Regions from separate parts of the Homo sapiens genome. Here region 2 is linked to region 1. A link is an interaction called in ENCODE POLR2A ChIA-PET data of the cell type or tissue named here. Cell type or tissue: IMR-90. All regions are shown on one strand. Links, peaks and the distances in the headings refer to the core of each region. The heading gives the core; the rest is flanking DNA.

Evidence for each region. Peaks named below come from ENCODE experiments on the same cell type or tissue, not always from the same donor. Only the 100,000 strongest peaks of a DNase experiment are listed, where the experiment ranks them.
Region 2: POLR2A ChIA-PET joins it to region 1 with 13 read pairs; 2 of 35 experiments call an interaction of 5 or more read pairs at or near these places.

What each region holds. Positions count from the first base shown.
Region 1 is chr1:39,151,364-39,167,741 of GRCh38, forward strand. It overlaps a transcript of MACF1 not described here and the pseudogene RNA5SP44. Among named protein-coding and RNA genes, the nearest start is that of MACF1, 45 kb to the right of the region's middle. In IMR-90, for the core only: a CTCF peak has its summit at 9,635 (motif pointing left); DNase peaks (open chromatin) are centred at 3,678, 7,078 and 7,448; H3K4me3 peaks cover 1,212 bases; H3K27ac peaks cover 3,757 bases.
Region 2 is chr1:37,954,335-37,970,712 of GRCh38, forward strand. SF3A3 (splicing factor 3a subunit 3) reads right to left here. Exons shown (of 17, transcript NM_006802.4): 13 at 15,237-15,401; 14 at 15,020-15,130; 15 at 13,710-13,800; 16 at 5,786-5,841; 17 at 2,641-3,929. The coding sequence ends at 3,852. Among named protein-coding and RNA genes, the nearest start is that of INPP5B, 15 kb to the left of the region's middle. In IMR-90, for the core only: no CTCF peak of the experiment used is centred there; no DNase peak of the experiment used is centred there; H3K27ac peaks cover 168 bases.

The DNA.
Region 1 (16,378 bases), core at 3,443-11,442:
TACTGCCAGAATGCTCTTTCTAAAATTAAAATCTGATTATAAAAATAGTCACTCGGAAGCCCTTGCAATGGGTTTCCATTGTCTTTGGGGTGAATCTGGTTTCTTTAGCATGGCATGCAAAGCTTTCATTTCCTGCCATTATTCTTCCGAAGTAGAAAGCACCCTACATTCTAGCCATATTAAATTGAGTTGCTTAAATGCTTCATGTTTGCTCATGTTTCTACTTTGTTTCCTCTGTCTGAAACACCCTGTTCCCCTCACTCTTAATTCTCTGTGGCCCTGAGGTCCCAGTTCAAGCATCATCTCCTTTGGAAATCCTTACCTAGGCCACTAGGCTTCCTTTTTGCTTTGCTTCTGTATATCTTTATCTGCATTAGTTGTACCATATTATGTGTTAGGTTACTTGTTTGTCTCCCTTACTAGATTATAAGCTGAGAGAGGAAAGAGACTGAGAGCTCTTCATTTCCATCAGTGCTCTACAAATTTGGCACAGGGTAGTGAATAAAAAACTGCTTGTTGAGTATATGAATGATTAAGAAGGGTATGTGTTCAGTGGCAGTACTGGGATCAGGATTCAGAACTCACATTCTTGTCTTTTATAAAATATATATATTTTTTATTTTTTTTTAAGACGGAGTTTTGCTCTTGTTACCTAGGCTGGAGTGCAATGGCGCAATCTCAGCTCACTGCAACCTCCACCTCCCAGGTTCAAGCGATTCTCCTGCCTCAGCCTCCCAAGTAGCTGGGATTACAGATGCCCACCACCATGCTCAGCTAATTTTTGTATTTTTAGTAGAAATGGGGTTTCACCATGTTGGCCAGGATGGTCTGGATCTCCTGACTTTGTGATCCGCCCACCTTGGCCTCCCAAAGTGCTGGGATTACAGGCATGCAACACTGTGCCCGGCGTGCACAGTGTATATCTTTAGGTAAAATTCTTAAATGTGAATTGCTGTTTCAAAAGGTATGTGTACTTGTAAATTTGATGGATAATTTGATTCATTGCTTTAATTTTTTTTTCTTTTTTAAACTCCATGGAATATTTCTAGTCACATTGCTGTAATTGTTAATTTTGTATATTTCAAGCATATAGACAAGTACAGAAAATGTATAGCAGATACATATGTACCCACTACTTTTTAAACAGATGTTGACACCCTCATTGACGTTCTCCCTGTTAGGTGCTTTTAGCACTTCCTCAACATTGTGATGTTCTCCCACAGAATTTTATCTTAGACGTCACAGTAAAAAAGTTCCTCAGAATTCATACACTACCATTCTGGAGGTGCCACCATACATTCTATCTTGGACTTTCTTTTTAAATATAGCCTCATTGTTAGCAAAAGGCAGCTTCAGAGGAAAATTCCGTTATGTTATTTTTGGTGTCTGGAATCTGACTTTTGAAAAATGTTTATTTTGCCTTCTTCCTCTACTCAAAAGCAACAAAAGAATGCTACCAGAACTTTATCACAAACCAAGTGACTTAAACAAATTAAAAAAAAAAAGGCAGTTGGTGGCCTATGTTTCTAGAGACTTGTTTGATTTGCTGGCAGAACAGCCCAGGTGAGTTGAGCCAGTAAGCACTTTTCTTCCACTAGGTTTTTCAGAATAACCAAATGTAGTTCTCCTAAGCAGGCACTGATCTTTAGCTGACTTAGTGGTGCAGCTGTATCCTCTGGGTTTTGATGGAGTTGATGAGAGAAACTGTTCTTGCGGGTGGTAGGAAGCTGTTGACCTGACCTCTGTTACACCTGACTGTTTCAATATGCCTTTGTGGAAATCAATTTCCTACCCTTCCATCTCTCTGCTAGAGATCTATAACCTTGTTCCAGTGGAAGGTGACTCTTACCTCTGATCTTTTCCTAGGTCCTCAGAATGCCTGGCAGTGAGGCTTTTAGGTTATTTTGGGATTTTATAAACTGAGAGGGGAACCTTAGTCTCAGGTGGGGCTAGAATCTGAGGTCCTATAGGTACAGATTTATCCTAAAAGCAAGTGTTTTTGCCTTCTCTCTCAGTTGCTCAGTGCTTCTTACCTCATTTGATCTCTTAGTATTACATAAGCACCTTAGGGAGGAAAGGACTCAAAGGAGCCAACCATTTCTCCTTGGACCCACAGCCAAAAAGAAAAGGCTCAACGAGAGTGAGCTTATTCGAGGGTCTGTAGCCTAAAGCATGGGCTCTTTTAAAGCCTCTTGTTGGGCCGTGAAGCATAGGTCTAATCCACGTGAAGTAATTACCCAGGCCTGGGGTGGCCACAGGGTGAGCAGAGCTCTTCGTACCCTTTTTGCCAGACCTACACTTAATTTCCTTTAAAGCCTCACTTGGTCTTGCCATTTCAGCCCTTTCCTTCGAAGTATGAAGCCTGACTTTTTTTGTCTTCCTTTCTTCAGCCCTGCAGAGGCAGCTGTGGCCCTGGGGACAGCCCTTTCTTCAAATGGCAAACTCATTTTCTGTCCAGCAGACCAGAAGGACAAGGTGTAATTCAACGCTTCTCTCCACCAGACACTGCTGCCAGGGGGAGACAATGAAGAAAGTGATCTTTGTTGCTCCCTGAATAGGTCCCTGAACCTGGCACCTGCTTTTGTTACTGGCTCCTTAAGTCACTGGAGACATTTTTGCTGTTTCCTGGGTTAGCAGCTGCTTTGGGATAATAGTAGCAACTGGTTGTCAGGATGTCAGTTCTGCCTCAAAGAAAATCAGTGTATTTATATGAGGAGAGTTACCTTTTCTGTTCTTAAATTTCTTCAGGGTTTGTCTGAAGAGTGAGCAGTTGGAAGTCAGCTGTGCCCTTAGTTTGATGACCCCATGACCCTCATCTTTGAATCTGAGGAGACACTGCCATTTCTACTATCCAAGTACTAACCAGGCCTGGCCCTGCTCAGCTTCCAAAATCAGACGAGATCAGGCGTGTTCAGGGTGGTATGGCCGTGGACGAGACACTGCCATATTTTTTTCGTCCTGCTCTCCCTCTGGTGAGACTCTGAGTTCTGGGTTCTAGCATGTAGGTCAGTGCCTCCTACCTGGTAAGCATTCAACAGATATATGTGGGATGAATGATTGAATGAATTCCTTGATCTTGCTGTCCAGGTTCAGTTTCTCTGACACTGATACGTGGGTGCTCTATGGGAGGGGGACCTTTGTTTTTAGGAGAAAGATTGCTTCAAAGGAATTATGGAAGGTGTTGATTTCTAGGGGGCTTTGGGGGAACTATGGGAACTCTAAGATATGATTCGTTCTCGCCTCATTGGTCTAGATCTTTCTCCTCGATAGTAACTGTCTGCTGACAGACTTGCCCTGTTTCAGGAGCAGTATCCTGAACCTGACTCATCTGGGCTCTGTCCTTGAGCAGGGTAAGGGATTTTTTTTTTTTAACAGCCATCCTGTCACTGTAGATTCAGAAGCCCTCAGGACCACATCTCAGGCACTGTAGTCTTGGACTTCCTGATCTGGCTGCATTCAGTCAAGTTCCACTCAGCTCTTAGGTGTCTGTGCCTTTGTAAGGGCTGTTGGAGACAGAAGGGCTTTTTTTCCGCTTTGTCAGCAGCTGGCCAGAGAATGCCTATTAGTCTGCCAGATCCTAAGTCTTTCACGTTTCCCTGTCTGTGTCTGGAACTTAGGGCAGAATCTCTTACCACCTGAGGTTACATCTCACTATTTGCCTTTGTGGGACCCATTGGAGGATAAAAGATGAATAGCCATGAAAGGCATGCAGAGTTATTGAACTATGGTTCTTTGAAATGCTGTGACTCTGAGGAAAGATCCCTGGTCTCCAAGAATACAACTGGAGCCAGACCATTGCACCACCACCCTCCTTTCCCAAGAGCCTCTTTGGAACCATCACTCATTCCATAGTTCCAAACATCCTTGTTTTTGTTTAATTTTTATCTGATAAATGTTATGAAACAATTTTAATGGTGAAACACACAGAGGAAATGACAAACTAGCATGTGTTGTCTTTTAAATGCACTTAGTTCAAGTGGTTAAGTCAGTTGTTCCTGTTGTTAGATTGCTGTTGTGTAGTCGACTTTCCTTCTTTAGGTGGGAAGAGTCTCTGAATAGACTTTAAAAAAGCAAAAGGAACCAGCTCTTCTTTAGCTGATTGATCATTCCTTTACATCTGACTCTTTTCAGCACTTAAATTCAGATTGTACTATGCTGATTGCTTTCAGATCATGACACAGAAGAGGTCTTAAGGTCATTTCAGGAGTTCTTTAGCTGAGGTCCATGTGATACTTCTCCACTTGTAAACAAAAGTTTGTATGTAGGTAAATATGTATATTTTTATAGGGAAAAGTATCCTTAGTTTTCATCAGATTCTCACTGGAGTTTATGACCTAAAAATAGTTAAGACTTAGTATTTTATTTATTTATTTAAGATGGAGTTTTGCTCTTGTTGCCCAGGCTGGAGTGCAATGGCACGATCTTGGCTCACTGCAACTTCCGCCTCCGGGTTTCAAGCAATTCTCCTGCCTCAGCCTCCCAAATAGCTGGGATTACAGGGGTCCACCACCGTGCTCGGCTAATTGTTTTGTTTTTTTTTTTGAGATGGAGTCTTGCTCTGTCGCCCAGGCTGGAGTGCAGTGGCGCGATCTAGGCTCACTGCAAGCTTCGCCTCCCGGGTTCACACCATTCTCCTGCCTCAGCCTCCCAAGTATCTGGGACTACAGGCGCCCGCCACCGCACCCAGCTAATTTTTTGTATTTTTAGTAGAGATGGGGTTTTATCGTGGTCTCGATCTCCTGACCTCGTGATCCGCCTGCCTCGGCCTCCCAAAGTGCTGGGATTACAGGCGTGAGCCACCGTGCCTGGCCTATTTTGTATTTTTAGTAGAGATGGGGTTTCACCATGTTGGCCAGGCTGGTCTCGAACTCCTGACCTCAGGTGATCCACCTACCTCAGCCTCCCAAAGTGCTGGGATTACAGGCATGAGCCACCACTCCTGGCCTATGACTTAGTATTTTATAAGAATTTGGGGGCTTGGCATGGTGGCTTACGCCAGGCCCCCAGCACTTTTGGAAGCCAAGGTGGGATGATCACTTGAGTCCAGAAGTTCGAGACCAGCCTGGGCAACATGGTGAAACACTGTCTCTACAAAAAATACAAAAATTAGCGAGGCATAGTGATGTGTGCCTGTAGTCCCAGCTACTTGGGGGGCTGAGGTGGGAGTATCGCTTGAGCCTGGGAGGTCAAGGCTATGGTGAGCCAAGATTGTGCCACTGCACTCCAGCCTGGGTGACAGAACAAGACCCTGTCTCAAAAACAACAAAAAAAGAATTTGGGGCTCCTGCCTCATATAACTAGTTAGTGGCAAAGTTGAGATAGACTCTGAAATCCTGGGATTGACTCTACAAGAATCTATATTTGTGTTTTTTACTATATCCTACTGTCTAATTTACGGTCTTTAAGCACTAAACTCCTTTTTAACCTGTTAATCTTGCCTATCAAGTTGCATTTTGAGAAAAATGAACCATGTATTTGTGTTTCTCCATAACTCCTAATACTCACATCTGCACAAAGTAGTACCTTGCTGGTTCTGTTGACTGACTAGTAGCATTGGAAGGCACAAAAGCTTGGGTTGGTTATTACTTTCCCTTTCCATTATCTTTTTTTTTTTTTTTTCCTCTAAGTTGGGGTCTTGCTCTGTCACCCAGGCTGGAGTGCAGTGGCGCAATCACAGCTCACTGTAGCCTCAACTTCCTGGGCTCAAGTGATCCTCCCACCTTAGCCTCCCCAGTAGCCAGGACTACAGTCATGGGACAGCACACCTAGTTAACATTTTTAGTTTTTGTAGAGATGAGGTCTCACTATATTGCCCAGGCAGGTCTCAAACTTCTGAGCTCAAGCAGTCCGCCCACCTTACCCTCCCAAAGTATTGGGATTACAGGTGTGAGCCACCACACCCAGCCCCTTTCCATTATCTTAGCAGCTGTCACAATTATTTAGCCTGATCTTTTTAGGTGGGCATACTCCCTTTTCTCTCTGTTTTTACAATGCTACTTACACAGTTTCTCCACCTGCATCCAATCTGTAATTGGGAGTTTTGCAGAGCAGTGTATTTGGTATGCTGTGAACTCTTCCCTAGGTCACCCAATGGCATCTTGTGAGCCAGGTTGTCTGAAAAACTTCAAATCTTGGTGGCAGTGTGGTGGGTGTATCTCCCATATGAGGGATTGTTCCAGGGATCTGACTCAATTGACAGCTCCTGAATTTCTAATATGCCAAGGCTTTTGTGGTAAGATGAGCAAGAATTTTTCAAGCTCAGATTTGGGGAACATAGCTTCTTGCCATGCTATCTCATTGGCATGATGTGTGACTTTTGGGCAGATTACTTAACCTCTGTCTATTTACTTTTTCTTTTTTTGAGACAGGGCCTCACTTTGTCACCAAGGCTAGAGTGCAGTGGTGTGATCTTGGCTCACTGCAGCCTCAACTTCCCAGGTTCAAGCGATCCTTCATCCTCAGCTCCCCAAGTAGCTGGGACTGCAGGAACGTACCACCACACCCAGCTAATTTTTTGGAGTTTTTGTAGAGACGGGGTTTTGCCATGTTGCTCAGGCTGGACTTCTGTCTGTTTTCTCATCTGATAATGAAAAGTTGCAATTATTTTCACAAGATACTTTCAAAGATGAGTCTAATAATGCAGATGAGCCATTTTGAGTTCCTTACAACAAAGATGCTGTGGAAATTTCAGGATTTTCCCCCTTTAGTTATAATATGGGTAGCTTATCCTAAGAACCTGTGACTATTGGGATGGTCATCTTTTTGAGGCCAGCAGTAGAAAGAAATTTGCAGTAGTGACTGACACATTAAAGCAACCCCGAAACAAATCAGAGTGAAATAGTGTCCTGGAGTTGGGGATATGTGGGTGATATCTGGGCTGCATTTTCTCTCTAGGTATCCATGGAGAGGGTCCTGTCTCCCTGAATGGTTGTGCTTTCAACAGTTAGGGAATGAGCTTGACAGTTTCTGCTTCTTCCCTCCCCTTGCCTTGAACTGCCTTGATATGCAGTGCCTCCTCTGTTGTGTGGCTGTATTCCAGTCCGTAAACATGACTGCTGTAAGGAGAGTACAGAGTATTGTTTATTTTGTAAAACTTGTCTCATTGCCATGTAATATTTGCTCAAGAGCTCCTGTTGTGGTGATATTCTTGTGGTGAGCATGGCCCTTTAAAGATTTTGTTCTCAAATGTTAAATGAGCCCCTGACTGGTGTCCTGAAAAGCATTTAAGCTTCTCTCCCTAGAGTTTAAGCAAGAGGAGCAGTAATCCCAGTGGAGCCTGGGCTGGGGTCTAGAGAGAAGGTGGCAGATGAGGTGGCAGATGACAGGCAGGGGCGGTTGTGGTCCCGTAGCTCATTTGCACAAAGGAGGGGCTGGCCTCTCCTGGGGAGGTATTTCCGCTCACTGGAACAAATGAGGGCGCTCAAAAGGCTGTAATGTAATGAGGCTTCTCTGGTGACGTCACTTGTAAATGTGGTCAAAGTCCAGTTCTTGGGGGCTAGTAGAAGCGGGAGTAGAGATCATTCGGTTTGCATGCTTTCACTTCTCAGCTGTCACTGTGCCATGGTGCCTACTTTCAGCCAGTGAACCAACTCAACTGGGCCGGGCATGAACGCTTACAAGTATCAGAAGTTCCTGGAGGGACTCAACAACCTTAGAGGTATTACAAGGCTTCAGGCTCCCTACCCTTTGTCCTTGCTGATCGTGTGAGCACTTATTATGGTGTGTATTGTATAGGGTCTGTAAAACCCTCCTGCTCTGAGCTGGCCCTATTTTTTATGCGTTTAGGCAATTAAACAGAAGGGATAGAGTTTGTAAATGCAATCCTAAGTGAGTAGGAGAGAATCTCCTTAGGTACTTCAGCAACAGCCTGTTGTCTTGCTTGAACGGACAAGTAAGAAATGTCCCCTGTATTCTTGAGCTCAGAGGGCTCAGGGCACTCCCTGTTTTCTTTGAGGTGGCCAGACAGTGTGGGTGGAGGGCTCTTGCCATAGGGCCCTGCAGCCTCACCTAGGTGTAGTTATGTTTCTTGGGCCAGGTTTTCCAGTTGCTTGTGTCTACAGTGAGTCAGAGTCCCATTTGGAGAGAACTGGAGTTGGGAGTGGGGAGGAGGGTGGAGGGAGGAATGCAGGTTGATGGGCTATTTGTAAGCCCATTGTAAAGTAAGCCTTTGTAAAGAGTAAAACAATGACTTTGAAAGAGGAAGCTTTTTATTAAAGTTTTAAAGGAAATAGTGTTTTCTTTGCATCATGGGCAAATTCTTCACTGACCAGACATGAGAAGAATGTACTCAGATGTGATGTAGGACTCTTTTTGGATATTAAAGAGAAAAATGAATGAAATCTTTTTACTTTCCCTTCTCTAATTAATAAGTGGTTTTATTTCCATTTGCAGAGGAGGGTGCTTAAACCATTTTTCTTTCATCAGTAGTTAGGATTCTGGACCCAGAGCAACCATGGGGTGTGGAGAGAGTGGGAGGGGGTAGAGGGAGGAAAGGAGTAAACTGGGTTTTTTCAGGGATGAGGAAAGTGGCAGACAGGGTGTGGGCAGGAGATCTGTACTCCCTTCTTGCCAGGGTATGTAGATGTTTTACTTTCTTTCACTATCTGTTGAAGAACTCTGGTTCTAAGAAATATATATGGAGAGCTTTGTATGCTATAAAGGGATATACAGGTCGGGCATGGTGGCTCGCACTCGTAATCCCAACACTTTGGGAGGCTGAGATGGGAGGATCGCTTGAACCCAGGAGTTCTAGACCAGCCTGGGCAACATAATGAGACCCCCATCTCTACAGAAATGTTAAAAAATTAGCTGGGCATGGTGATATGCACCTGTACCCTTAACTACTTGGGAAGCTGAGGTGGAAGGATCACTCTGAGTTCATCTTAGAGGTACAGAACCCAAATAACACAGCAAAGAGCCCCAGAGTCTGGAGTGAGAAGAGTGCTGCTCTCTGGTGCTAGAGACCATGTGAAGAAGGGAAGAATACCCACATCTGACTAAGCATATGTGTAAATGCACCTTCCTCTCTGAGACAAAGAGCTGTAGTATGGGGCTTTAGAGTGAAGGTAATAGATCTTTTCTCTCCACACTACTACTCACCTTGAATGGAGTTCTGTTTTCTAATCTTTCATTCACTATTGTTTGCTTCATTCACTTATATACACTGTATAATAGTCTTTATAGCATAAAACATACAATATATAGCAGTTTCTCTTGTTGACCCAAAGAAAGGATCAGATTTAAACTCTTCTTTGCTCCTGCAACCTGAGTCTTTTTCAGGTGGGAGAAGTTCCTGGAAAGAGGACATGTAGTTTTTTTGGTTTAGTCCTTATCATTTTTTGGAATGTTGCTATAGGTCTTAGACAACTATTCCCCCAATTCTGGGCTGCCAGGCAGAGAGTTAGATACAAACCATTGCCTTTGTCAAATCCTCCTGTGGGTTGAGTTTCACCCACTGTGCCCCCTGATTAAGGTGAATGGTTACTTCCCTTCTTCTTTTCACTTAATATCTTTGTGTATTCCAGAAGGGCTGATGGAAAGAGGTAATTGGCTCCCCTCTTCATTTAGTTACTGACTGTTGCTTTTCTTGGCATGGTTCAGCTTGTAGACATTCCTCCATCTAGTGGGTAACTGTTGAAGGGAATCCAGTGGGAGAATAGAGACATTGTACAAGTTTTTGAAGTTCTGATCCCCAAATTCCTATGAATTTTTGGTGTTTTGATCCAGAATTGGGGTGCAATATTTTCCACTGCTCGTGCTTTTTCTGGAGGGCTTTAACTTATATTTCTCAAGCCTGTCAAAAACCTTAGTTATTGGGGTGATTTCTGGCCAGATGGACCTCTCTCATGGGTATGACAGGCTGAACTATTGGCCCGAGTCCTGATTTTTGGCAGAGTCCAGACCTGTGCCATGACTGGGATAAGTAGGTAATTAGGGATTAATTAGGGAAGCAGAGAGGTAGGTGAAGTAGAGTGGTGAGAAAGTGGTTCACTAGCCTTTACTAAGAAAAATTTATGATAGGACTATGAGATAACTGACTTTTAAAACAGAAATATAATGGCCAGGTGCAGTGTCTCATGACTGTAATCCCAGTGCTTTGGGAAGCTGAGGCAGGAGGATCAGTTGAGGCTAGGAGTTTGAGACCATCCTGGGCAACAGTAGCAAAACCCTGTCTCTAAAAACAAGCAAACAAACAAAAAAACAATACAAAAACTAGCCGGTGGCTGGGCACGGTGGCTCACACCTGTAATCCTAGCACTTCAGGAGGCTGAGGCGGGCGGATCACAACGTCAGGAGTTTGAGACCAGGCTGGCCAATATGATGAAACTCCGTCTCTACTAAAAATACAAAAAAATTAGCCAGGCGTGGTGGCGGGCGCCTGTAGTCCCAGCTACTCAGGAGGCTGAGGCAGGAGAATGGTGTGAACCCGGGAGGCAGAGCTTGCAGTGAGCAGAGATCGTGCCACTGCACTCCAGCTTGGGCGACAGAGCGAGACTCTGTCTCAAATTAATTAATTAATAATAAAATAAATTAAAAAAAAAAAACTAGCCGGGCATGATGGTGTGCGCCTATAGTTTCAGTTTCAGCTACTCAGGAGGCTGAGGTGGGAGGATTACTTCAGCTGGGGGTTTCAAGGCTGGAGTGAGCTATGATCATGCCACTGCACTACAGCCTGGGTGACAGAGTACACCCTGTCTCTCTGTCTTTTTTTTTTGCAATCTCCGCCTCCCGGGTTCAAGCAATTCTTGTACCTCAGCCTCCTGAGTAGCTGAGATTACAGGCATGAGCCACTGTGCCTGGCTAATTTTTTGTATTTTTAGTAGAGATGGGGTTTCGCCATGTTGGCCAGGCTGGTCTCAAACTCCTGACCTCAAGTGATCTGCCCGCCTTGGCTTCCCAAAGTGCTGGGATTACAGGCGTGAGCCACTGTGCTCGGCCTCTGTCGCTTAAGTAAATAGATAGATTAAAAACAAAAAAGAAGTATACCCCAACATACCTATGTAATTTTACCCTTCTCTTCCTTTGCATATACTGTCTTATTTCCTCTGCCTGGAATCCCATTATTTTTTTCTCTTTGTACCAAATTTCTGCTCATCTTTCAATGCCTAGCTCAAGTCTCACTTTCCTTCCGTAAGTTTTGTTTTTGTTTTTGTATTCCCAGTAGAATTATTCTCTCTCCCTCATCTATGTTGCCATGGCACTTTAAACATACTTGTTTTAGAGCATATCACATTATGTTTTAGTTATTTTATTAAACATTTGATTTTCCTGCTAGTCTTTACTGCTTGGTCAAGTTTTCTATAACTTTCATAGGCTTCAGTTTTTTCATTTGTAAGAAAGGGGATGATAGAATTTACTTTACAAGATGTTGTGGGGATTAAATGAGATAGTGAATATAACATCTGATGCAGACTAGGAGCCTGATAGATGTTAGCGATACTGTTTCTAAAGGCGGGAACTGTGTCTCATTTATCCTTGAGTCTCCTTTACCTAGCATAGTGCCTGGCACATAGTAAGCATAAAAAGAGTATTTGGGGGAATTGAATTGAACTAAACTCATATATTTAAATGTCCTTCAGTAGTCACCATAGGAGGTTAAAAAAATATTCTAACAATGGTGCCTATGCTGCATACTTTTATTTAAGCATGCTTTTTGTGGGTTTTCTCTTCAGTGCCAGGTTATGACCCTCATAAGAAACTCCATAGTCGCCGGGCATGGTGGCTCACGCCTGTAATCCCAGCACTTTGGGACGCCGAGGCTGGCGGATCACGAGGTCAGGAGATCCAGGCCATCCTGGCCAACATGGTGAAACCCCATCTTTACTAAAAATACAAAAATTAGCCGAGTGTGGTGGTGCGTGCCTGTAGTCCCAGCTCCTCAGGAGGCTAAGGCAGGAGAATCGCTTGAATCCAAGAGGCGGAGGCTGCAGTGAGCTGAGATCATAGGTGAGCCTGGGTGACAGAGCAAGACTGTCTCAAAAAAAAAAAAAAAAAAAAGAAAAGAAAAGAAAAAAAGAAACTCCATAGTCATTTTATAGTCATACCTAATTTTTGGTCAAAAGATGATATTACCCAAGACAAAATTAAACCCAATCTCAAAGAATGAAAATGCACTACTATTGAAAACATTGGAAAGATGGTACTACTAGTCTGTAGGTAGTTCCAGATGAGGGGTTCCAGGTATTTTGAACAGCAACAGTATTGTTGAATAAGTGGAAAAAGTGACTACTGAGAAAGAACATGGTCCTTTTTGGTTCTCTTAGTTCTGATACATTTGTCAGATCATGTTTCTCATTATCTTAGAGCTTTACTTGGGACATCCACTTAGTCTGCCTTCTGAGAAGCCTGTCCCCTGTTACCACATACAGTCAAGCAGGACAAGCTTTCACACCCCAACATACACCCTCAGAGAGTGAATTCTTTTTTTAAGGGGGTGCTTTTTTCCCCTCTTCAACTTGGCTTGGAAAAAAGACTTTTTTGACTTTTTTTCTGATGTTAAATGATGGACTACATTGTCCTTATAGAAAGCAGGGAAAAATAAACTAATAAAATCACCGAAATCCTACAAATTACTAGGCTCATATTTTGCTGTATTTCTGTCATCTTTTCTCTATCCATGTGTATATAATGTTGCTTTTATATATATCTGTTGTTGTAGTTCTCTGTCTTGCTCTTTATTATTTTGTGAGCATTCTTTATACCTTTATCTACATCATGATTTTTTACAGTTTTATGGAATTCCATCAAATGGAAGGTTCATTTATTTAACATACTCCAGTAGCGGGGCATGTACATTGCTAATTTTTCACTGCTATGATAACGAACATCCTTGTAAATAAATTTTTCTGTGCATTTCTGATTTTTTTTAAGGATGGATTTCCACAAGTGGAATCACTGGGTCTTAATACATATATTCAAAGCTCTGGATGTTGGCTTTTAATTTTATTTCACTTTTAAAGGCTACTGAGGGTAACAAGAGGCTATCTGTAACACTGAATACCTCTCTGATAGCTCTTGGCCCCTTGTCCTCTAGGGATGGCCCTGTCTTCAGGCTTAGTGGCCAGTTGGCTCAGATGTTTTATTATCCAGTTAATTTCATGGTAGAACAGGGGCCAAGTGGCCTTCTCACTTAGTCAGCAGCTCCCATCATGTCATCATCATATCACTGCACTGCTTTACTCTGAAGCTTTTCTCACAGCAACTCTAGGCATTTAAATAGCTTCATTGATCCTTCCAACCCTAGTACCCTTTTCTCTTGTAGTGGTAAGGGACCCATTAATGTTGATTGGGAAACTGCAGTAGCAAGAATGACCATCAATATTGTACAGGAATCCCACATTGGAACCCTGGATTGGTACCAGATTGAGATTCTCTTTGTTTTCTTGCTGTTACTGAGCTAGCACCGAGGTAATAAATTGGGCCAGCTTAATTTGATAAAATAGGTTGACAAACTTTACTGTGTCAACACACCCCTGCTTTGGTAGATTTCTGCCTCTGGAAGAACTAGAACTGGTGCTGTGTTTTAAATCAATGTATTACAGCCAAGTGCAAATCAGCTTCTGTTATGTGGGACTGATAGCCTTAGAGTAGAATTATAGACTTGATGAGAGTACATCCTTGTTTCTGACTTGGAGTGGACATCCTGGAGCAGATAACGTGAGGTTTTGTAGCTGATGATAGACTGGGGATATTTGGAGGTTAGCTGGAGAACTGAAAGAAGGCACATGTGTAGGACTTTGTGTGTAGGGGGCCAATAAGAAAGTCTCTGCAGCAGTTAGGATAGTGGAAAATGGCTTGAGTCACTGACAGGCTTGCGTCCTGCATCCTTCATAGTGAGAACTGTGTGCCTTTCCCATTCCCAGAGCCCTTAAGCAAAGCTGTCATAAAAGGGCGATTCTCTCCACTGCAGGGAATCTGGAAGTCTGCATGCTTCTGGGGTGAGGCCTGTCAACACCTTTTACAGCACTAGGCACCTAGTAGACCATGTGCTTATTTGGATAGTTGATAGTTTTGTCCTGTTAAAGTTTTTTCTCTCCTTAATTGTATACTTTTTAGGCTTACTGCATGTCACTGGGCTAGAGAGGGTCATCAGCACAAACTCACTTTGGGGTTGGTTTCAGTTGCTGCTGTTTTTGCAATGTGTATTTTTTTTGTTACAACTGGAGATGGTTGTTATACGATCCCTATTTCTCAAAGAGTGAGCCTGTATAGCTAACAAGCATACAATACCATTTTCCCCTCATCCTTGATTTTGTTTTCTTGTCATGTAGGCATTAGTATTGAAAGGTTAAGGCCTTCATCCTCACTATGCTGCTGTGGTTTCTATTGGTTGTTGGAGAAACCCCAGGCTGATAATACTACTTTTATGTTGATTACTCATTGTAACAACTGTGGGGATGGTACTTTCAATGAATACCAGTTGTTAAATAGCATCTTTTGCTCATTGTGGAATGGCAGGAACCTTTTGGACTTCTTGGTTTGAAATCCTTTGATTTGGAAGATCACTTTTTTACAATCTGTTATCAACTTAATTGCCTCACTCCCTGATCATGTTCCATGTTTCCTGTTGCATTTACTGGAAGTCTCCATCTCCTTCCTTCCTTTCATTGAGAACTTTCTGACAGGATACAAAGATTATTGATAGTCCCTGTCTTTGAGGGATTATCAGCCCCATATAGTTTAGTGGGGAGACTGTAGAGGGCACTAGATTTTTTTTTTTTTTTGAGATGGAGTCTTGCTCTGTCACCCAGGCTGGGGTGCAATGGCATATCTCTGCTCACTGCAACCTCTGCCTCCCAGGTTCAAGTGATTCTCCTGCGTCAGCCTCCCGAGTAGCTGGGATTATAGGCGTGTGCCACCATGCTGGTCTAATTTTTGTATTTTCAGTAGAGATGGGGTTTCACCGTGTTCCCCAGGCTGATCTTGAATTCCTGACCTCAGGTGATCTGCCCACCTTGGCATCCCAAAGTGCTGGGATTACAGGTGTGAGCCACCATGCCCTACTGGCACTAGATATTTATTTATTTATTTAACCATGCCCTGCCAGCACTAGATATTTATTTATTTATTTATTTATTTATTTATTTATTCATTCATTCATTCATTCATTCGAGATGGAATTTCGCTCTTATTGCCCAGGCTGGAGTGCAGTGGTGCGATCTTGGCTCACTGCAACCTCCGCCTCCTGGGTTCAAGCGATTCTCCTGCCTCAGCCTCCTGAGTAGCTGGGATTTGCCCACTACCACACCTGGCTGATTTTTTGTATTTTTAGTAGAGACGGGGTTTCACCATGTTGCCCAGGCTAGTCTCAAACTCCTGACCTCAGGTGACCCATCTGCCTTGGCCTCCCAGAGTGCTGGGATTACAGGCGTGAGCTGTGCCTGGCCAGCACTAGATATTTTTAAGACAGAGGAATGACATAAACAACTAGGGTGGGTATTTTTTGAGGGGTGGGGTGGGGAGAGATAACTGGCAGCAGTGTGAAAGATCATTTATAGGGATCATTTACAGGGAAGTGGGGATATAGCTAAGCCAGTAAGTATGTACCTGATTTTAGTTTGTTTAGGATGCAAAGAGGTGAGAGAAGTAAAGAGCAGGGATGTTAAATCTTTCTTTTTGATGGAGTTTCGCTCTTGTCACCCAGGCTGCAGTGCAATGGCACAATCTCGGCTCACTGCAACCTCCGTGTCCTGGGCTCAAGTGATTCTCCTGCCTCAGCCTCCCGAGTAGCTGGGATTACAGGCGCCTGCCACCACGCCCAGCTAATTTTTGTATTTTTAGTAGAGACAGGGTCTTGCCATGTTGGCCAGGCTTGTCTTGAACTCCTGACCTTGGGTGATCCACCCACCTCGGCCTCCCAAAGTGCTGGGATTACAGGCTTGAGCCACCGCACACAGCCAGGGATGTGAAATCTTTCTAAAAGAGAATTTGGGCTGGGTGTGGTGGCTCATGGCTGTAATCCAGCACTTTGGGAGGCTGAGGCGGGTGGATCACCTGAGGAGTTCAAGACCAGCCTGGTCCAACATGGTGAAACCCCATCTCTACTAAAAATACAAAAATTAGACCGGGCGCGGTGGCTCATGCCTGTAATCCCAGCACTTTGGGAGGCCGAGGTGAGCGGATCACCTGAAGTCAGGAGTTCAAGACCAGCCTGACCAACATGGAGAAAACTTGTCTCTACTAAAAATACAAAATTAGCTGGGCGTGGTGGTGCATGCCTGTAATCCCAGCTACTCAGGAGCCTGAGGCAGGAGAATCGCTTGAACCTGGGAGGCAGAGGTTGTGGTGAGCCAAGATCATGCCATTGCACTCCAGCCTGGGCAACAAGAGTGAAACTCTGTCTCAAAAAAGAAAAAAAAAAATTAGCTGGGTGTGGTGA
Region 2 (16,378 bases), core at 5,103-13,102, 1.2 Mb before region 1:
TTCTCTGTGCCCCACCCTATCCCAGCTATAGACCTACCTGCACACTTGAAGGTGCAGAGGGCTGTGAGTGTGCATGCACAAGGCAGGGAGGCTACAGCTGCCGCCCCTGGAAACTGGAAGCTGCCCTTTCTCCTCCCCTCCAATCACTTGTCACCTCTGGGATTTGCCTCTCATGTTGCTGCCACCAGGGACACACAGGGACCACAGAAAAGAAGAAAGCATAGCTGCTGCCCAGACTGTAGTTGGAGGGAGAAAATAAAGCCACTTGAGCAGATCAAAAGACCGCTGTCCCAGCATCCCACTGGGAGGTGCCTTATTTGTCTGGATCGGAAACCTGGCAGGTGGAGAGGGCTCTCAGAAGAGATCAGAGGGAGAGGAGACCAGTGTCCTCCCAGGGTGGACCTGTAATGGGAGGACTCTTCTGGATGAGGGTGGAGAGGGTCACAGGTTCATTCCCACCCTGAGAACTCTGAGCTGAGGCTGACAGTAGGACCTGAAGGATGAGGAGAAAGGTTGCTATCATCCCAAGGATTTTTTTTTTTTTTAATGCAGAGGGAGAGAAATATCTCACAACTTCACTTCCCCAACACATTGGTTACCTTTAGGGTGCTCCCTTCACAGAGCCCTCCAGCACAAGTTGACCCCAGGGAGGGAAATGGACAGAAAATGGAGAAGAAAGGGATACCTGGTTGAAGCCAGAGACAGATTTCTTCACTTTCATCTGAGAAGTAGAGAGTAAAGACTCCTCCTGGGAGGGCTCATTCCAGGTGCAGCCTCTGGGTTTAGCAGCACCAATCTGAGGGTCAATCCCAGGAACAACTCCCTAAATGCTCCCTGCAGCTTTCCTCCATGAAGAGCTAATTGAATTAACTGTTCCCAGCAGTAAGTGCATTGGCAAAGGTTCCGACTCCATGTCTAAGAAAGATTCTTGGCTGGGCACAGTGGCTCATGACTGAAATCCCAGCACTTTGGGAGGCTGAGGCAGGTGGTCAATTGAAATTCTCTTCCTTTGGTTGACCCTATGGAGTCCAAACCTGAAGGATCACCTCTGAGAACCAATTCTGATGTGGTTTGCCTTCACCTCAGAAAACAGCTGTGCCCCTTGCAGCTGGATGGAGCTGGCCATATGGCTCTTCCTGCGTGCCCAGAGGCTGCTGCTGAGCTTCTTCACCTCTGGCTTCTGCCCTCACTGTCTCACCTCCGCTTTAGTTTTCAAGGTTTGATCTAGCTGTGCCTGGCACATGGAAGGCACTAAAAAAACCCTGAATGAATGAAGGTAACAAATGAACAAGCCTTTGCTGTGACAGGTAAGCCCGAGGTTCCCTCCAAGGTTGTTCTGGCACAGAGTTCGCACACTGACTGCAGTTACTGGGCAAGGGGATGGCAGGACTCCTTAGGACCTGGTCCCACTTCCTCTCCACACTGTAGAGGGAGAACCTATTAACCCTGGAGTCCCAGGTAGCCTCAAGACAGGGTTTTGAGGACTCCAACAGCTGGAAAGTAGCAGGTGCATTCCTTGGTAGCCCAATGCAGCCCCTGTTCTGACGAGCAGTCTGAAGGGCCGTCTTCTCCCCACATTTCCCATTCCAACGCTTTAACTCTCTTCTCAAATGGCAATGTCTCCTTGCACTTTGGGCCAGTTTCCACTAATCAGTGTTTCCAGTTGGCTCAATTAGGTTTAATTATTCACTCACTCTGCTTCAGCTCAGGCCCTGGAGAGGCTGTCCAACTGGAGTCTTATTTTTTTGAGACAGAGTTTCACTCTTGTTGCCCAGGCTGGAGTGCAATGGCGCGATCTCGGCTCACTGCAACCTCCGCCTCCCAGGTTCAAGTGATTCTCCTGCCTCAGCCTCCCAAGTAGCTGGGATCGCAGGCATGTGCCACCACGCCTGGCTAATTTTGTATTTTTAGTAGAGACAGGGTTTCTCTATGTTGGTCAGGCTGGTCTTGAACTCCCGACCTCAAGTGATCCGCCTGCCTCGGCCTCCCAAAGTGCTGGGATTACAGGCATGAGCCACTGCACCCGACCTGGAGTCTTAAATGAAGGAGTGAAGGCACAAGGGAATGAGTTGCACAGGGATGGGCTGAACTAGGAAGGAAAATACCAACCTAGAGTGCAGTGCCACTGGGGTGGGGGTGGTGAAACTTTACTGCCATGGAAATAACCAGGGCAAAAGATTGGTGTGAGGCAGAAGGCTAATTCAAGTTGGGATTTTTTTTTTTTTTTTTTTGAGACGGAGTCTCGCTGTCACCCAGGCTGGAGTGCAGTGGCGTGATCTCGGCTCATGGCAACCTTCGCCTCCTGGGTTCAAGTGATCCTCCTGCCTCAGTCTCCTGAGTACCTGGGACTACAGGTGCATGCCATCACGCCTGGCTAATTTTTGTATTTTTAGTAGAGACAGGGTTTCGCCATGTTGGCCAGGCTGGTCTCCAACTCCTGACCTCAAGTAATTTGCTGCCCTCGGCCTCCCAAAGTGTTTGGATTACAGGCATCAGCTACTGCGCATGGCCTGAGTTGGAATTTTTAAAAGTAGATATATTAGCCAGCCTGCCTCTGCATGGGATGAGTGCGGCACTGGTTCTTGGTAGGTTTTTAGAAAAATAAGATATAAATGTGTAATATAAAGAAAAAGATTAACATTTTTTTAAAAAGTAGATTTATTAAAAAACAGTTGAAGGTCTGAGTGTTGAGAGGCAAATGGGGTCTCTGGGGGATCCTGTCCTGCAGCAGGCCTGACTTTCAGATGACTGTGCTTATAAGGCAGATCAGTGCCTTCCTGGTTGCCTTAGTTCTTTCCATTTCAGACACCACATTTGGATCCTGGGGCAGCTGCTCAACTCTACCCAACTCTACCATGGCTACCTGGGATTGGAGAACATGTGAGTATTAGCTACTTTTACAGTCAAATAGGGATCTTGTAGAAGAAACAGGTAGACAGACCCACCAGTCTCTCATTCTGACCTAGCAAGCTGGTGAAGTCACTGTCGGTCCTAGTTCCCTTGTTTGTTGGGCTGCAGGCCCATTCCAACACAGCCCAACTCCCCCCCCCCCCCCTTTTTTTTTTTTTGAGATGGGGCCTCACTATATCGCCCAGGCTGGTCTCAAACTCCTAGGTTCAAAGGATCTTCTAGCCTCAGTCTCCTGAGTAGCTGGGACTACAGTGCGTGCCACCATGCCTTTTTTTTTTTTTTAATGAGACAGGGTCTCACTATGTTACCTAGGCTAGTCTCAAGCAACCCTCCTGCCTCAGCCTCCCAAGTAGCTGGGACTACAGGCACAAGCCACTGCACCCAGCTCCAACTCCTTTCTTTATGCAAATACAAAAGGCAAACCTTGGTGCGACACTTAGTCCTTAGTAGCAACCCTGGCTCATCCTCCTAGTCTTTCCCTAGTATTTGCATCAATGGCTAACTAAGCTGATGGCAGACCTCATCCTGGGGTAATACTCATTCAGGGAAGCAGCAACAAAGGAGGGTGGGGAAAGAGGTCAGGTCAGATTTACCTAACATGATATGTAGCATAATAGGTGCCCATTAAATCTCAGCTACTAGTAAAGTTGGTGAGGAAGAGGTATGGAGGCGTTAAGACCTGAAGCACTGAGTTGGTCCATAACCCTGGGCTTTAGAACAAGGTCTGGTTTTATTTTCTGGCAGAATCTTTTAAAATATAAAACAGATAAAACACATCTCAACCCTGCAATCTGCCAGCATGCCTTGTTTCTACAAGATGCATGCTAGACCATGAGACTACATAGCAAAGGGTCTTTAAGAGGATTTGGTTGGGAGAAATAGAAAAAGCAGATCTTAGGGAAGCCTGGGCTAGCCCAAAAGCTGAGCTACATCCCTGAACACTAGAGCAGTCCTTGTCTTTTCAGATCCTCGTATGTCTTCTTATTCACAACATTCCCACTTGAGTCTTCATATTCTTCCTGAAAAGGAAGGGGTACACTTTGTTAGACAGCTCTCCTAAAAGAAATGTTTGGAACCAATCTCTAAGTACCTGAGCTCATCCTGGCCTGATTCCATGGCATACTCTGGTACACTAAGATTGGCATTCATCTAAGCCTTTCTCAACTGGGGTTCCACAAGAGAATTAAGTCCCACTGCCCCAAAGCAGCCACCGTGTGCAATGAATTAACTTCTCTCGTAGACATCTAGAATGATATCAGTCATGACCCATCATTAGAGTATCTGAGAAAATAGTTTATTTAGCTCTCTATGTTTAAGATGGGGAACCCTGGTTGAGAAAGGCTGACCTACAACAGCAGTTTTCAAATGGTTCCCAAGAATCCCAGGATTCTGCTCAGAGGCCATTGCAGGGGTTGAAAGGGAAGCCAGGAAGTCTGAGCTTCCCCATGTCCAGGGCAATTCTGCTTGATTCTATTTTATATATCAGAGTACTATATTACAAGTGGAAGAGAGTTTTGCTGCCAAAAAGAAAAAAAATACTGAAAACCACTGACTCAAAAAAAGGGAGGCTATTGTCAGTTACTATGGGACTTGGAGTGAGTCAGTACCATTCCTTACATACATGTCATTCTTGATCTCTGAAACCTGCTGCTTGGGATGACCATCATAAGACCAACAAGGACATCTCCCTGTCGCTATGAGAGTATCATCTCTCATTAGATGCTTTCCTCAAAGGAGATCTAATACATGATACAGAGTCTCGGCATTTTAGTCTATAAATCTCCATGGCAGAACATGAGATTGGGTACTCCCACTTGCCATTTCAACTTTTTTTTCTTTTTTTTTTTTTTGTGAGGTAAGTTCTTGCTCTGTCACCCAGGCTGGAGTGCAATGGTGCGATCACAGCTCACTGCACCCTCGACAGCCTGGGCTCAAGCAATCCTCCTGCTTCAGCCTCCTGAACAGCTGGGACCACAGGCATGTGCCACCACTCCCCGCTAATTATTGTATTTTTTGTAGAGATATGGTTTCACCATGTTGCCCAGGCTGGTCTCCAATTCCTGGGCTCAAGTGATCTGCCTGCTTTGGCCTCCCAAAGTGCTGGGATTATGGGCATGAACTGCTGCACCTGGCCCATTTCAAAATTTGAATGGCAGAATACAATCTGTCTTTTTGTTGTTAAAGAGACAGGGTCTTACTCTGTCACCCAGACTGGAGTGCAGTGGTATGATCATAGCTCAGCAGCTGCCTCAAATTCCTGGGCTCAAGCGTTCCTCCTGCCTCAGTCCCAATTAGCTGGGACTACTAGCATGCGCCACCACACTTGGCTAATTATTATTATTATTATTTTTTGAGAAAGAGTCTTGCTCTGTCACCCAGGCTGGAGTGCAGTGGCACAATCTCGGCTCATGCAACCTCTACCTCCCCAGTTCAAGTGATTCTCGTGCCTAGGCCTCCCAAGTAGCTGGGACTACAGGCGTGCATGGGTGGATCACCTGAGGTGAGGAGTTTGAGACCAGTCTGGCCAACATGGTGAAACCCTGTCGCTACTAAAAATACAAAAATTAGTCGGGTGTGGTGGCGGGCGCCTGTAATCTCAGCTACTCGAGAGACAGAGGCAGGAGAATTGCTGGAACCCAGGAGGCGGAAGTTGCAGTGAGCTGACATTGCACCACTGCACTCCAGCCCGGGCAACAGTACGAGACTCCGTGTCAAAAAAAAAAAAAAAAAAAAAGGAAAAGTCAATTTGTAGATATTGTCACATTCTACTCGCTGCTGCAGTACACCAGGGACCATCTTTCACCTCCTTTCTACATGGTGAGGGAGCTCTCTATCACTTGACACTATCCCTAACACCATCCACATTAGTACCCACCTCAGTGTCAGGCTGCCATCGTTCTGAAGCCTTCTGCAATTTCAGTTTGGCCCACACTGCAGGATGAGAAATGAACAGCAATCAGGATGGACTGAACATCTGTTGGGTATCCAGTGTTATAATCCTCTCTCCCTGCCATTAGGATGCTCCCTAGAAGACTCTGCCTTTGAGATTCTTGCCTACCCCAAACCAGAGTTTTGGTTCTGGACCACCTATAGACAAAACCCTTTCCACTGCAAAATTCATCATGATCTTGCTTTGCTATAAAAGTTGGATCAAATATAACCAAAGACCTCCGAAAACAGAGAAACTGATACTCTTGAAGGAGGTTAATGTGGAACAACCTATGAGAATAATGGGGAAAGTGACTTTACTTTCTTAAAGCTCATAATATAAAAATTCTAATAGTTCAATAACAATCTCTATGAAGGAGAAAAGGTAAAGACATCCAAAAAAATCATTGTAGCTTCAGAAGGAGTGATCAGACAAGTATACACAAGAAAAAAACAGATACAAACCAGGGAAAGAACAACTTGAATCTTTTTTTTTGAGACGGACTCTCGCTCTGTCGCCCAGGCTGGAGTGCAGTGGGGTGATCTCAGCTCACTGCAAGCTCCGCCTCCCGGGTTCACGCCATTCTCCTGCCTCAGCCTCCCGAGTAGCTGGGACTACAGGCGCCCGCCCCCATGCCCGGCTAATTTTTTTTGTATTTTTTAGTAGAGATGGGGTTTCACCGTGTTAGCCAGGATGGTCTCCATCTCCTGACCTCGTGATCCACCCGCCTCGGCCTCCCAAAGTGCTGGGATTACAGGCATGAGCCACTGTGCCTGGCCAACAACTTGAATCTTAAAGTATGGTGTCAGGAAGGTGAACTCTTAGAACAGATGGCTACATGTAATACATAAGACAGGTCCACTGCCAGAGAGGGAAGATAATAAAATATCAATAGATGATGAGAAAACAGAACTTGATTCCTGCGTTTCCACCTTTCCCATCAAGCAGAATAATCTAAACTTGACAAGATTAGAAGAAATATCACAGAGAGACAGTTAAAGCCTAAGATGGGTGAATGAATAGTAAATAAAACAATATATGATAAAATGCTTAGCTCTGCACCTGGCACATAGGTGCTCAACTAATCAACTTTTCCTTCTTTGCTAATTGCTTTAAATGAGCTGAAGTTGGCCAGGCACAGTGGCTCATGCCTGTAATCCCAGCACTTTGGGAAGCTGAGGCAGGCGGAACACCTGAGGTCGGGAGTTCGAGACCAGCCTGATGAACATGGAAAAACCCCACCTCTACTACAAATACAAAATTAGCCGAGCGTGGTGGTGCATGCCTGTAATCCCAGCTACTCAGGAGGCTGAGGCAGGAGAATCGCTTGAACCTGGGAGGTGGAGGTTGGGGTGAGCCGAGATAACACCACTGCACTCCAGTCTGGGCAACAAGAGTGGAACTCCGTCTCAAAAAAACAAAAAAAAATTAGCTGAAGTCTTCAAGCCCAGGTAATATGCACATCAGGAAGGAATGGAGAAGTTATGTGCTTACTATGTGACAGGGCAGGACCCTGTCATATTCTTTGCCAAAGCTCTTCAAGAATCTAACCAAGAATTCAGCCTGGGTGACAAAGCAAGACTGCCAAAAAAAAAAAAAAAAAAAAAAAAGAAAGAAAGAAAAAAAGGCCGGGCGCGGTGTCTCACGCCTGTAATCCCAGCACTTTGGGAGGCTGAGGTGGGCGGGCAGATCACCTGAGGTTGGGAGTTCGAGACCAGCCTGACCAACATGGAGAAACCCCATCTCTACTACAAATACAAAATTAGCCAGGTGTGGTGGTGCATGCCTGTAATCCCTGCTACTCAGGAGGCTGAGGCAGGAGAATCACTTGAACCCAGGAGGTGGAGGTTGGGTGAGCCGAGATCGCACCGCTGCACTCCAGCCTGGGCAACAAGAGCGAAACTCCGTCTCAAAAAAACAAAACAAAACAAAACAAAACAAACAAAAAAAAACATTAGCTGAAGTCTTCAAGCCCAGGTAATATGCACATCAGGAAGGACTGGAGAAGTTATGTGCTTACTATGTGACAGGGCAGTACCCTGTCATGTTCTTTGCCAAAGCCCTTCAAGAATCTAACCAAGAATTCAGCCTGGGTGACAGAGCGAGACTGTCAAAAAAAAAAAAAAAAAAAAAAAAAAAAAAAAAAAAGGCTGGGCGCGGTGGCTCACGCCTGTAATCCCAACACTTTGGGAGGCTAAGGTGGGCAGATCACCTGAGGTTGGGAGTTCGAGACCAACCTGACCAACATGGAGAAACCCCATCTCTAATAAAAATGCAAAATTAACTGGGCATGGTGGTGCATGCCTGTAATCCCTGCTACTTGGGAGGCTGAGGCAGGAGAATCGCTTGAACCCGGGAGGTGGAGGTTGCAGTGGGCCGAGATCGTGCTATTGCACTCCAGTCTGGGCAACAAGAGCGAAACTCCATCTCAAAAAAAAAAAAAAAAAAAAAGAATATTAATAAAGTGCGACCAATCACCTAAATGGCGATTTCCGGTGGCAATTTCAGAGGGCTCTTTCTTAGCTTTTGTACAGTTAAAAAAAAATCATAAATCTAAACCAATGGAATAACTAACATAATAAATTTATAAGTAAAACCCTCTAAGTTAAAAAAAAAAAAAAAATCACTGCGGCCGGGTGCGGTGGCTCACGCCTGTAATCCTAGCACTTTGGGAAGCTGAGGTGGGTGGATTGCCTGAGCTCAGGAGGTGGAGACCAGCCCGGGCAACAAAGTGAAACCCCACCTCTACTAAAACACACAAAAAATTAGCTGGGCATGCTGGCGTGCACCTGTAGTCCCAGCCACTCGGGAGGCTGAGACAGGAGAATCGCTTGAACACAGGAGGTGGAGGTTGCAATGAGTGGAGATCGCGCCACTGCACTCTAGCCTGAGCAACAGAGCGAGACTCCGTCTCAAAAAAAAAAAAAAATCACTGCAACTTAAATGACAGTTCAGAATCTCTTGCTGCAGGCTAAAATCTCCAAGAGAGAAAATAAAAATTTCAAAAGAATGATCTAAACAAGTTAATCCAGGCCAGGAATGGTGACATGAGAATCACTTGAGCCCAAGAGGTAGAGGCTGCAGTGATCCAAGATTGTACCACTGCACTCCAGCCTGGGCAAAGAGCAAGACCCTGTCTCAGAAAAAGAGAGAGAAGACAGGGGCTGGGTTCGGGTGCAGTAGAAATTGAGGTAGAAATAAAACTACAAATGCTATGTGGTGAACCTAAAAAGTTCAAGGGAAGCCATGATGGGTAGAAATAATACAACTAATCAAAAACAGTGGCAATAACAACATTCATAGGGAGAAACTGACTAACCTAGACAGCTAAGTAGATAAATTCTGAAAGTAATACAATTGAAGAATCATGAAACTGCCAATGATAATTCTTTTTTTTTTTTGAGACAGAGTCTCACTCTGTCGCCCAGGTTGGAGTAAAGTGGCAGGATCTCGGCTCACTGCAAGCTCCGCCTCCTGGGTTCACGCCATTCTCCTGCCTCAGCCTCCCAAGTAGCTGGGACTACAGGCGCCCGCCACAACGTCCGACTAATTTTTTGTATTTTTAGTAGAGACGGGGTTTCACTGTGTGAGCTAGGATGGTCTCGATCTCCTGACCTTGTTATCTGCCCGCCTCAGCCTCCCAAAGTGCTGGGATTACAGGCGTGAGCCATTGCGCCTGGCCCTGCCAATGATATTCTTAAAAAAAAAAAAAAAAAAAAAAATTAGAGCCAAGCATGGTGGCTCATGCCTGTAATCCCAGCACTTTGGGAGGCCAAGGCGGGCAGATCATGAGGTCAGAGATCAAGACCATCTTGGCCAGCATGGTGAAACCCCATCCCTACTAAAAATACAAAAATTAGCTGGGTGTGGTGGCGCACGCCTGTAGTCCCAGCTACTTGGGAGGCTGAGACAGAAGAATCGCTTTAACCCGGGAGGTGGAGGTTGCAGTGAGCAGAGATTGCGCCACTGCACTCCAGCCTGGCGACAGTGCGAGACTCCGTCTCAAATAAAAAACAAGAACAAAAACAAACTCTGTATGGCTAAGAGAACACGATTTCTTTCTAGAAAGACTCTTAATGACTAACCCTTAAAAAATTACGTGATAAGTGTGATTTCAAAGAAGGCAGTAAGGCGTTGTGGAAAGAGGAAAGACTGTTTTAAGACACACGTGTTGTAATCCCAGCACTTTGGGAAGCCAAGGCAGGCAAGTCACCTGAGATCAGGAATTTGAGACCAGCCTGGCCAACATGCTAAAACCCTGTCTCTACTAAAAATACAAAAAAATTAGCCAGGCGTGGTGGCGAGCGCCTGTAATTCCAGCTACTCGGAAGGCTGAGGCAGGAGAAATCGCTTGGAACCAGGAGGTGGAGATTGCAGTGAGCTGAGATCACGCCACTGCACTCCAGCCTGGTTGACAGAGCAAGACTCTGTCTTAAAAATTAAAAAAGAAATTAAATGAAATGAAATAAAAAAAGAAGTAAAGAAAAAGGCTGCCATGAAAATGTTAATGGCAGAGAAAGCTACCACTGCGGGGAAAACAGGAAGCCTGGCGGTGGTCCTCTATGTGCTTCAGCAGCACATTCCCTGATATGCACTCCACTTCACTTTCTTCAAGAGGTATTTTGCTGCTGTGTTTCTATAGCCTCAAACACAAGCTTACTGAGGGCACTTCTATTTTTCCCTTTATATCAGTCATTCTCTTAACATGAGCATGGTGGCTCATGCCTATAATCCTAGCACTTTGGGAGGCCAATGCGGGTGCATCACTTGAGGTCAGAAGTTCCAGGCCAGCCTGGCCAACATGGTGAAACCCCGTCTCTACTAAAAATACAAAAATTGCTGGGCGTAGTGGTGCATACCTGTGGTCCCAGCTACTTGGGAGGTTAAGGCACAAGAATTGCTTGAACCCAGGAGGCGAAGGTTGCAGTGAGCCGAGATCAGCCACTGCATTCCAGCCTGGGCAACAGAGCAAGACTCTGTCTCAAAAAAAAATAAAAAATAAAAAAATAAAGTTGGGTGCAGTGCCTCATGCCTATAATCCCAGCATTTTGTAGGGCCAAGGTGGGAGGATCACTTCAGCCCAGGAGTTTGAGACCAGCCTGGGCAACATAAGGAAACCCCATCGGCACAAAAAAAAAAAAAAAAAGAAAATAAACTCAGAATAGTTTTATAAAGCACTTGCTTTCTTTGTCATAAGAAGTCAAGAAATTATATAAGTTAAAGAATCTTAGCGCAGTCCCACTGAAGAGATAATCTCTGTCAATATAAACAGTTTCAAATGACAGGTTGTAGCATGTTGCATGTTGGGCGGGGATCACGCCTGCAATCCCAGCACTTTCGGAGGCTGAGACAGGCAGATTGCTTGAGTACAGGACTTTAAGACCAGCCTGGGCAACATGGTGACACACCATCTTTACAAAAAATACAAAAATTAGCCAGGCATGGTGGCACAAGCCTGTAGTCCCATCAGCTTGGGAATCTGAAGTGGGAGGATCACTTGAGCCTGGGAGGCAGAGATTGCAGTGAGCTGTGATGGCACAACTGCACTCCAGCCTGGGCAACAGAGTTGGAAGCCCAAGGTTCAAGCTGACCAAACAGCTGAACAGCCTGCTAAACATAACTGAGAGTAAAGTGCCTGTAATTTAACAGTGGGGGGTGGGATGGGGGGGTAAAATACCTTACTTCTGTCTAATCAGCCAACAGTGAAATGTGACATAGATCCACTGAAAAGAATATAAAAAGCCGGGATGGGCGCGGTGGCTAACGCCTGTAATCCCAGTACTTTGGGAAGCCAAGGCAGGTAGGTCACCTGAGATCAGGAGTTTGAGACCAGCCTGGCCAACATGCTAAAACCCCGTCTCTACTAAAAATACAAAAAAATTAGCCAGGCGTGGTGGCGAGCGCTTGTAATTCCAGCTACTCGGGAGGCTGAGGCAGGAGAATCGCTTGGAACCAGGAGGTGGAGGTTGCAGTGAGCTGAGATCACGCTACTGCACTCCAGCTTGGGTGACAGAGCAAGACTCTGTCTCAAAAAAATAAATAAATAAATTAATTAATTAAATTAAATTAAAAAAAAAGAAGAAAAGAAAAGGCTGCCATGAAAATGTTAATGGCAGAGAAAGCTACTACTGCTGGGAAAACAGGAAGCCTGGCGGTGGTCCTCTATGTGCTTCAGCAGCACATTCCCTGACATGCACTCCGCTTCACTTTCTTCAAGAGGTATTTTGCTGCTGTGTTTCTATAGCCTCTAACACAAGCTTACTGAGGGTACTTCTATATTTTCCTTTATATCAGTCATTATTTAACACATTAAAATCAATTCAGAAAACTATCCATACAACCATTCAATCAAAATCTTGCATAAAAGGGAGTTCACAGACCCAGGCTAAAAGCCCTGGTTTATACTCAGCACAGAGCTCTTCTCAAAGGAGAAACAATCAGTATTGCCGACTAATTCATTTCTCTTAAAAATGCAATAATTAGCTGGGCACGGTGGATCACGCCTGTAATCGCAGCACTTTGGGAGGCCGAGGTGGGCAGATCACCTGAGGTCAGGAGTTCAAGACCAGCCTGACCAACATGGAGAAACCCGTCTCTACTAAAAGTACAAAATTAGCCAGGCATGGTGGCGCATACTTGTAATCCCAGCTACTCGGGAGGCTGAGGCAGGAGAATCGCTTGAACCCAGGAGGCACAGGTTGCAGTGAGCCGAGATCGCACCATTGCACTCCAGCCTGGGCAATATGAGCGAAACTCCATCTCAAAAAAAAAAAAAAAAAAAAAAAAAATGCAATAATTAGGCGCGGTGGCTCACGCCTGTTATCCCAGCACTTTGGGAGGCCAACATGGGTGGATCACTTGAGGTCAGGAGTTCGTCACCTCAACCAGCCTGGCCAACATGATGAAAGCCCATCTCTACTAAAAATAGAAAAATTAGCTGGGCATGGTGGCACATGCCTGTAATCCCAGGTACTAGGGAGGCTGAGGCAGGAGAATTGCTTGAGCCCAGGAGACGGAGGTTGCAGGAGCCAAGATCGTGCCACTGCACTCCAGCCTGGTGACAGAGTGAGACTCGTCTCAGAAACAAAGGCTGGGCATGGTGGCTCACGCCTATAATCCCAGCACTTTGGGAGGCTGAAGTGGGCGGATCACCTGAGGTCGGGAGTTCAAGGCCATCCTGGCTCACACAGTGAAACCCCGTCTCTACTAAAAATACAAAAAATTAGCCAGGTGTGGCGGCTCATGCCTGTAATCCCAGCACTTTGGGAGGCCAAGGCGGGCGGATCATGAGGTCAGGAGATCAAGACCATCCTGGCTAACACTGTGAAACCCTGTCTCTACTAAAAACACAAAAAATTAGCCAAGTGTGGTGGCGGGCGCCTGTAGTCCCAGCTACCGGGAGGCTGAGGCAGGAGAATGGCATGAACCCAGGAGGTGGAACTTGCAGTGAGCCGAGATCATGCCACTGCACTCCAACCTGGGCGACAGAGTGAGACTCCGTCACAAAAAAAAAAAAAAAAAAAAAAAAAAAAAAAAATTAGCCAGGTGTGGTGGCACGTGCCTGTAGTCCCAGCTACTCGGTAGGCTGAGGCAGGAGAATCGCTTGCGCCCGGGAGGCAGAGGTTGCAGTGGGCCAAGACTGCACCATTACACTCCAGCCTGGCGACAGAGCGAGACTCCATCCATCTCAAAACAAAACAAAAAAACACAAAACAAAAAACAGAAATGCAATAATTATACAACTGTCCTAGATTTTACATATCCACAACCTACTGCCTTTAACCCTGGATACACAGGGTATTAGGATGCTGAATTGAAGGAGTAGAGCCATTTGTACTCGCCTAGGAGACAGTAAATAAATCTTACTTACAGGAGACAGCATCTTCAATCTGTGTCACATTAGCAAAGTGAGCAGTGTTTGGGATGCCCAAACACCTCATGCCATGAGCATGACGCCATTCCTGGGAGAAGAGAGAAGCAAAAGGATCATGTGAAATGGGAATAGCTGAACACAGAGCACTAACTCCATTCTACTCATAAATCCTAACATGGCCCTTTGCAAGACTCCACCTAAAGGTAGCATTCCTTTTGTGATTCATGTTTGTAAACAGCTGGCTGTGACTGACAAAAGGGTGGTATTTCAAAGCAGCACTGCATTGTTTGCCTCACTGGGTTGGCTTGTAAACCTAGATTCTAGACCCAGTAGTCTTATACATAAAACCTCTGGGTCAAGATCACAGAAAAACATCACAACTCTCACTACATCTCCCATATTGCAGGAGAACTTACCAAAGCCCCAGCAACTCCAAACACCTGCATGAATAGGGGTTACTAATGGCAGGTCAGCATCATCTTTGTAGGTAAAGGAGAAGACTTTTATTAGGCACAATGATGTGGTGAGGAGAGAGCAGGGAGATTATACACTGACATGATGGCAGTTTTAACTAAGGGATGGTAAATGGCATGGGCTTTATCCTGGATGCCAACTCCAATCATTGTAGGAGGTGCTGAGAAGGATTCAGAACTCACTCATGGGCTCAGCAAAAAAGACCCATTATCAATTAGTAATATGTATGACTCAGAGAGGGGGAGAGGAGTTCATATAAATTTGTCATCCTTGGTCTAGCATAAATGTTTTCCTTTCTGTAAAATTTCCTTCCAAAATCTAAGAACTCTAAGTAGAGCCCACTTAGAGGTGAGCCCACTTACAGCAGTATCATCCGGACAATACCCTGTCTCAAGAATGGCTTGATAAATATCAGCCCCTTCATTTTTTATTTTCTCAAGAGGCAAAGATCCATTTAAGATCTGAAAGAGATCAGTCAGCCCTATTTTTTATCTTGAGTATTAGCAATGGGGTAGAGAAATAACCAAGAAGTCAGAAATTGGTCTAAAATGCTAGCAGAAAGACAAAAACAGAGAAGTTTAAGAGCAGGCAAGAGAAAACCAAATAAGGTTCAAAGAGTGGTGCGGTAGAATTCCTCCAGAAACTATCTCAGGTATTTAAGACTAACATTGGTGCCAAAAGTCAAATGCCATGGGCTTGATTTTAAAACCATCCTTCTCTGATTCCCTTCAGCTCTGGACACCAGTGGTCCACATAGGCTGCTCCTACTCTTTTCTCTAAAAGTCTCATGTTTTTACTTCAATTCCCAGGAAAAATGGCTCTGAATTCCTTACAGCAAAGTGTCGCTGGAAGGCTTTGGGCCCTCGGTAGGTGTAGTTTCCACAAATCTCACAGTTGTAGTTGATATTTAGGCCATGAAGCTTATACAGCCAGTAGGGAATAGGCTAAAAAAGAAAAAAACAAAACAAAACCAAGAAGTGTTAGCCTACTAAACTCTGTATCTGTTTCCAAAATGGGGAATGGGGAGAAAGTGGTAGTGCTGAGACTTACTTTGCCATCCCAGCCAAGTGGCAGGTTTTTGGGGTTGTAAATGATCTCGTTCTCTTCATCTTCACTCTCACTCTCACTGATCTGCTCTTCTTCCTCTTCTTCTCGCTCTTCTCCTGTCCTGGCTTGCTTGCGCTGTACATTTTCATGAGTGAGATGTCGCTGTTCCTAAAGCAGGTCCATAAATGAAAAGTCAGAAAAAAGTAGTGCAGAATAAGAAGGGAAATTTCCTGTTTTCCTGTAACTTTTGCTGACCCCTTACTTCCAAGGATAAGGTTCTTTCTTACAGAATAAAGGAAAATCTTGCCTTCATATCAGAACTCCTTATCAGCAGGCTCTACCTGATCCCAAAGAAAAGAGTCAAAGGTTTTACATCACTTGCCTAATTACTCATCTGAGGCTATTATAGAACAACAGAAAACAGTCTCATCTATTCTGACTCTAAAATATTTCCTGGCTGGGTGTGGTGGCTCACGCCTGTAATCCCATCACTTTTGGAGGCTGGGGTGGGAGAATCACTTGAGGCCAGGAGTTTGACATCAGCCTGGGCAACACAATGGGATCTCATCTCTACAAAACATTTACAAATTGGCTAGGCATGGAGGTGTGCACCTGTGATCCCAGCTCTTTAGGAGGCTGAGTTAGGAGGACTGCTTGAGCCCAGGAGTTTGAGGATGCAGTGAGCTCTGATCCCGCCACTGCACTCCAGCCTGGGCGACAGAGTGAGACTCCTTCTCAAAAAAAAAAAAAAAAAATATGCACACAATACAGGAGCACCCAGATTCATAAAGCAAGTCCTCAGAGACCTACAAAGAGACTTAGACTCCCACACAATAATAATGGGAAACTTTAACACCCCACTGTCAACATTAGACAGATCAACGAGACAAAGTTAACAAGGATATCCAGGAATTGAACTCAGCTCTGCACCAAGCGGACCTAATAGACATCTACAGAACTCTCCACCCCAAATCAACAGAATATACATTCTTCTCAGCACCACATCACACTTATTCCAAAATTGACCACATAGTTGGAAGTAAAGCACTCCTCAGCAAATGTAAAAGAACAGAAATTATAACAAACTGTCTCTCAGACGACAGTGCAGTCAAACTAGAACTCAGGATTAAGAAACTCACTCAAAA